2 separate regions of the Homo sapiens genome follow, and region 2 is linked to region 1. A link is a loop called in an ENCODE intact Hi-C map of the cell type or tissue named here. Cell type or tissue: ovary. All regions are shown on one strand. Links, peaks and the distances in the headings refer to the core of each region. The heading gives the core; the rest is flanking DNA.

Region 1 (2,905 bases), core at 106-2,605:
TCCATGCCTCAGTGTGGGTGGACCTGGGGAGGCTGAGTCCAGGGCTGGGAGCAAGGTCTGGGAAATCCCTGAGGGCAGAGACTGTGGGTCACTGAAGAGGCCTCGGGACCTGACAGGAAGAGTGATGCTGCCCATCTCTGATCTCCCCAATTCCCTGGGGGCCCGAGAGTCCAGAATCCTGGGCTGCAGGGAGAGATAGCCCAAGAGAGCACTTCCGAAGCTCTTACATCTCTGGGCTCAGAGAAGACAAATGTCAGGCATGGGAGGGCCTCGCCACCTCGTGGGGACAAGCGGTACTCCTCACTAAGCCCCTGGCCAACCAGCCTAGAGGGGAGGTACAGAGTCAACCCCGATGATCATCCACAAGGAGCTGGACTGGCACTGCCCACCCTCACACTCCCACAGGAGCAAGGGGCCTGGTGAGGAAACCTACCCACCACCCACCACGTCATGAAAGGCAGCCCAGGCTGCCATAATCCATGGCCTCACCACACTGGAAACACCTCAGACGAAGGTGTCCAGGAAAGAATCTTGGAGTTCACTGCTCTAAGGAAACTGAAGCCCAGAGAGAGAGCAGGGCTCTGCCCAACACCCCACAGCATCTCTGTCATAGACAAGGTAGTGGGACTGAAGGTTCCTGACTCCAAAGTTCACACATTTTCCTGTAAATCCAAGACAAGGTATCCAGACCAGACCCCACCCTCACCTCCAGGAGGCTGAATAGGGGCAGTACAGTGAGAGTTTTTGCCTCAAGTCAGGCAGGGGAGGATGTCTGAACTGTCTAGAGGAGAGGAGGCTTCCAGCAGAGTTCCAGGATGAGCTGGATCTTGATATTTAAAGGCAATAAATAATATTAGCATCTACAGGGCATTTACCACAATGCTAGCACTGTGCTGAACATTTACAAACATTAGGTCACTTAATGTTCAAAATAACCCTTCAGGGTAGGTGCCATTATAATCCACATTTTTCAGATAAGGAAACTGAGGCACAGAGAAGAAACTTGCCCTGGGTTACCAGCTGTGGCAGAGCAGGAACCTGAGCCCAGTGATTTCTACTTCGATGGGGGCATGAGGGCAAGGCATCTGCTGGACCAGGTAAAAGTTCGCCCATTCCCTCCTAGGGGAGCAGGCAGGGCACTGCCAGCTTCAGCCTAGGGCCTGCCCTTCAGCAAAAGGCGCGGCCTCCATGCGCCCTCTGCTGAGCACAAGGAGGAGTTCCCTTCTGCACACTCAGAGGCAGGCTGAGTCCTGGAGTCAGCGGGCAGGGGACCACGCTTCCTTCTCCCAAATATGGCCAGGGGCCAGGGTGCTGGCTGCAGACCACCACTGCCGTGGAGCTCGCAGCCCAGCCTATGTCTACCAACCTGCACAAGGATTGGCTTGGTTGCAGCCCTGATTTCTCAGAGCTTCCCTTTCTTGGAATCTTGCCCATCTCCCCCAAAGGCATGCTGGTCCTAAGCCCACCCCACTGACGACCTGGACCATGGGCCAGATGGACAATGCCAAAAGGGCCAATAGCAGCTGGCATCCATTCACAGCATTGCCACGTGGACAGGGGGTGGAATTGGCAATCCACAGAGTTGGGGAAAGGACCCAGGCTTTAGGGCCATGTGGAGGGCAGGCTGTAAGCTGGGCCCTAAAAGATGGGTATTCTGAATAGCCCAGGGTGAGAAAAGGGCTATCAAGGCTGGGGTCAGCGTGGGCAACAGCACAAAAAAGCAGGCATGCCGATTGTGGGCAACTTTGCACCTGGGCTTGCCACTGAGTGGGGCCTGATGACTGGAGGCAGATGGCCCCCGGAAAGCTCCCTAGGAAATAAGGACAACACCTCACTTTTGGGTTAACTGCCTTGGGAATGGCCTTGGGCCCAGTGAACCAGGCAGTCAGTCATAGGCCCTGTATCAGAGGAGAAAGCAAGCATGAAGAAAGGACAATCTGTATTTTATTTGTATCTGCCTTTGGCGTGTATACAGACACCCAGGAGCCCCTTCTCCCAGCCTGGGGGAGGGGTGGTAGATTCTGAAGGAAGGAGACATCAGAGTGAGGACACAAAGTTCAACAGAAGGTCCTGCTACCCTCAGCAAGGGGCATCTATGTGGGCTGGGACATGTACCGTCTGCCCTTCCTCCCATCCAGGCCATCTGCGAATCTACATGGGTCCTCCTATTCGACACCAGATCACTCTTTCCTCTACCCACAGGCTTGCTATGAGCAAGAGACACAACCTCCTCTCTTCTGTGTTCCAGCTTCTTTTCCTGTTCTTCCCACCCCTTAAGTTCTATTCCTGGGGATAGAGACACCAATACCCATAACCTCTCTCCTAAGCCTCCTTATAACCCAGGGTGCACAGCACAGACTCCTGACAACTGGTAAGGCCAATGACCTGGGAGCTCACAGCTGGCTGTGCCTGAGGGCAGGGCAGCAGGCATGAATGCTTCTATGTGTAAGGCAGGACTGCCCCTATGGCAGGGTGTGGGGAGCCACAGGGCTCTGGGGTATGTCTAAAAGTGGGGGCAAAAAGGTTCAGGAAGCCAAAAACATGGGCTTATTTGTCATAGAAGTCCACGTGGGCTCCAGACTTGAACTCGTCCTTTTCCAGTAAGCTCAGCAGTTTCTGGGCTGACACCTTGCAATCCACCAGCTTCCCCTTTGCCTTCAGCTCCTGCAGCCCTTTTCGCATGTCTGGGTCCACGGAGGTCTCCCGGGCCAACTGCTGCATGTCTGTGTCCAGAGGACCTAGAGGATGAAAAGGAGACGATGAGGGAACATGGCCAAGGCAGGGACAGAAGGTTTCAGGTCCCTGTTTTATGTCGGGGGTGGGGCTGAGTCAGGTCTGGCCAGAGGAAACACGTCATCTTGGCTGAAATGTGTGGTCAGGGTTGCCAAAGGCTCCAATTTGTCAC
Region 2 (2,905 bases), core at 154-2,653, 260 kb before region 1:
TGCTCCTCTGTGGGCTCCTGTGCTTCAGAGCCAGTGACCTTCAGGTTTGGCTCTGTTGTCCTCTCCTCACTCTACACTCCCTCTCTGGGGGCTGGCTCACCCCCATGGCTTCAGTGACCTCTGTCTGTCGAGGGCTCCCAACAGATCCCATCAGCTCCCTGCTGTCCCCCCTAGTGCTAACCTGAATAGCAGCCACCTAATGAGCCCCTCGCTGGGAAACACCCCACACACTCAGCTTGTCCCACGCAGGACCCATCATCGCACACCCCTAGCCTCACTCAATCTGTTCTTCCCTGTTCCCATCAGTTTCTCAGGCTAGAAGCTTGGGGGAGACTCCCCCCTCTTCCTCAGACTCCACACAGAGCCTGGCACTCAGGAGCAGTCAATAAATATTAACATTTATTTAGTGACTTTAATCAACCACCACATCCAGATGACTTTATCTTCTAAAAGGAGTCTGTTGGCCTCCTTCCACCATCTTCGCGTTTGTTACTTGTTTATCTCTCCATGAGGCTATGGGATCCATTTTAGAAGCGGCAGAGGTGTGAACCCAGGACACCTTAATGAGATGCTACGGGAGGCCGGGCGCGGTGGCTCTCGCCTGTAATCCCAGCACTTTGGGAGGCCGAGGTAGGTGGATCCCGAGGTCAGGAGATCGAGACCATCCTGGCTAACACGGTGAAACCCCGTCTCTACTAAAGCTACAAAAAAATTAGCCGGGCGCGGTGGCCGGCGCCTGTAGTCCCAGCTACTCGGGAGGCTGAGGCAGGAGAATGGTGTGAACCCGGGAGGTGGAGGTTGCAGTGAGCCCAGATTGCGCAACTGCACTCCAGCCTGGGCGATAGAGCAAGACTCCGTCAAAAAATAAAATAAAATAAAATAAGATGCTACGGGAGAATGAAATCCAGGCTGCTTTCAGGGCGTCGCGCTGCGGGACTTCACGCTGTCCCCCAGGCGTTCCCCCTTCCATCCAGGAGGAAGAGCGCCTTTTGAGTTGCACGTCCTCAGGGCTGCATCCGAAGGAGCAACTCTTTCTAAGCACCCGAAGGACAGGTGACAGCTGTCCACTCCCAGAGTCCAGGTCCGGCAGGCTGCACCCCCCTCACACTGGCTCAGTCTGACTGAGCCCAGGGGCGTGGGGGTCTTCTGCTTTCGGGAGGTACCCCTCAGGCTGTGAGCTAGGGGAGGGAGGGCCGTGCGTCTTGTGGATCAGTGGGGGCAGTGAGGTTGACCTGGGTCTGGGAAAGGAATGATGACCGACTTTCTCACTGCTCGCAGCCCGCAATGGGGGCGGCCTTCCTGGCTGGAGCCAAGCGACCTGATTTCTTGGAGAGAAGGAAGTCAGAACCCTGATCTGGCAGCGCCTCCGGGAGCCGAGCTGCTCACTGGAGTGGGAGTTCTGGGACAGCAGCAGAGGGCGCCCTCGGTTCATCACTGCGCCCTGCGGAAGTTGCCTGGTGGGGACTTGGGGGCGCACGTTCCAGTGGCAGCGGAACAGAGGGGTAGCGCCAGAAGACTGCAAGCCCCAGTCAGGAGACCAGGCAGGAGGCTGGAGCATGAGACCTGGTAGGAGGCAATCAGTGTTGTACAAAGACCGTGACAGCGGGGATGGAGCCGGGATAGGAGTTTGGATGTGATGGGAAAGTTCTGATAAGCCATTGCATGTGGGGAGCAACTGTGAGGGCCTGGGGAGCTGACTTCCACCTTTGTCTCCTGGATGACATCCAGAACTCGGATAGGAATACAGAAGAGGGGCCGTGTGGTGGCGGTCAGGGAAAGTGAGTAGGGTTTTGTGGAACGTGAGGTCCTGAGGACATCCTGTAGGAGATGTGTACTGGCAATTGATAAATAATTCTGGAGCTCTGGGGAAAGGTTGGGGTTAAATATGCAGATTTGGGATAATCATTTTGTGTGCAACCATGCAAGCTATGAAGTGGCTGAGAGTTCCCAGGTTTCGGGATAAAGGCAGGTCCAAGGCAGAAGCACTGGGGAGCATCAGCATGGGAGGGACTGGGGGTGTATATACCAGAGAGGTGGGAGAGAACCCAAGGGAGCGTGTGGTGAATGCAAGGGGCAGGAGAGTCTAAAAGTGGATGAAGCCGGGCGTGATGGCTCACGCCTGTAATCCCAGCACTTTGGGAGGCCAAGGTGGGTGGATCACTTGAGGTCAGGAATTAGAGACCAGCCTGGCAAACATGGCAAAACCCCGTATCTACTAAAAATACAAAAATTAGCTGGGTGTGGTGGCGGACACCTGTAGTCCCAGCTACTCAGGAGGCTGAGGCAGGAGTATCACTTGAACCTGGGAGGCAGAGGTTGCAGTGAGCCGAGATGGCACCACTGCACTCCAGCCTGGGTGACATAGCAAGACACCGTCTTAAAAAAAAAAAAAAAAAAAAAAATGTGTCCACTTGCCCGCCCTCTAAAGAAACTTTGCCAATCTGGTCCCAGGATCTTTTATCATGTATGGTCCAGAGTGGGAAAACAGACAAAATTAAGAGGCTGGAGGGAAGGTGGGGCCTTCAGCCAGAAAAACGAAGTTTATCTATACAATATAAACAGGTGTGTTGACGGGGTAGTTAGAGAAAGGAAGTCCATGTGGGGTGGGGCGGGGTCCCTGCATTGGGGCTTAAGTATGAGGGTTTCCAGAAGAGCTCTAGGGTAAAAGAGAACTGGGAGAGGGAAATCAAATGGGTCTTGAAAAGTGTGTTCTAGTGGAGTATAAGTTGAATTTCTTTTTGATTTCTGTTTGGAAGCCAAATAACACATATTTGAATAGGACTCTGTATCTATGTTGAACCACATAGGACCTCAGCTTTCAGTAGAATTCATTAAACTTTAGCAAGCTAGGATTAGAAAAAAACCTTAACATGACAAAGGGAAACAATCAGAAATCAATTGCATA

What was found. A loop is a pair of places that touch in the nucleus more often than their neighbours do. Peaks named below come from ENCODE experiments on the same cell type or tissue, not always from the same donor. Only the 100,000 strongest peaks of a DNase experiment are listed, where the experiment ranks them.
Region 2: a loop joins it to region 1, with 6 times the contacts of the local background. A loop is called at or near these places in 82 of 110 quality-filtered maps.

What each region holds. Positions count from the first base shown.
Region 1 is chr2:72,891,180-72,894,084 of GRCh38, reverse strand. SPR (sepiapterin reductase) reads right to left here. Exons shown (of 3, transcript NM_003124.5): 3 at 1,927-2,738. The coding sequence ends at 2,548. Among named protein-coding and RNA genes, the nearest start is that of SPR, 5.2 kb to the right of the region's middle. RefSeq lists enhancers at 1-76, 477-566, 1,404-1,905. In ovary, for the core only: a CTCF peak has its summit at 1,186 (motif pointing left); a DNase peak (open chromatin) is centred at 1,189.
Region 2 is chr2:73,155,299-73,158,203 of GRCh38, reverse strand. No RefSeq gene overlaps it. Among named protein-coding and RNA genes, the nearest start is that of RAB11FIP5, 44 kb to the right of the region's middle. In ovary, for the core only: no CTCF peak of the experiment used is centred there; a DNase peak (open chromatin) is centred at 1,343.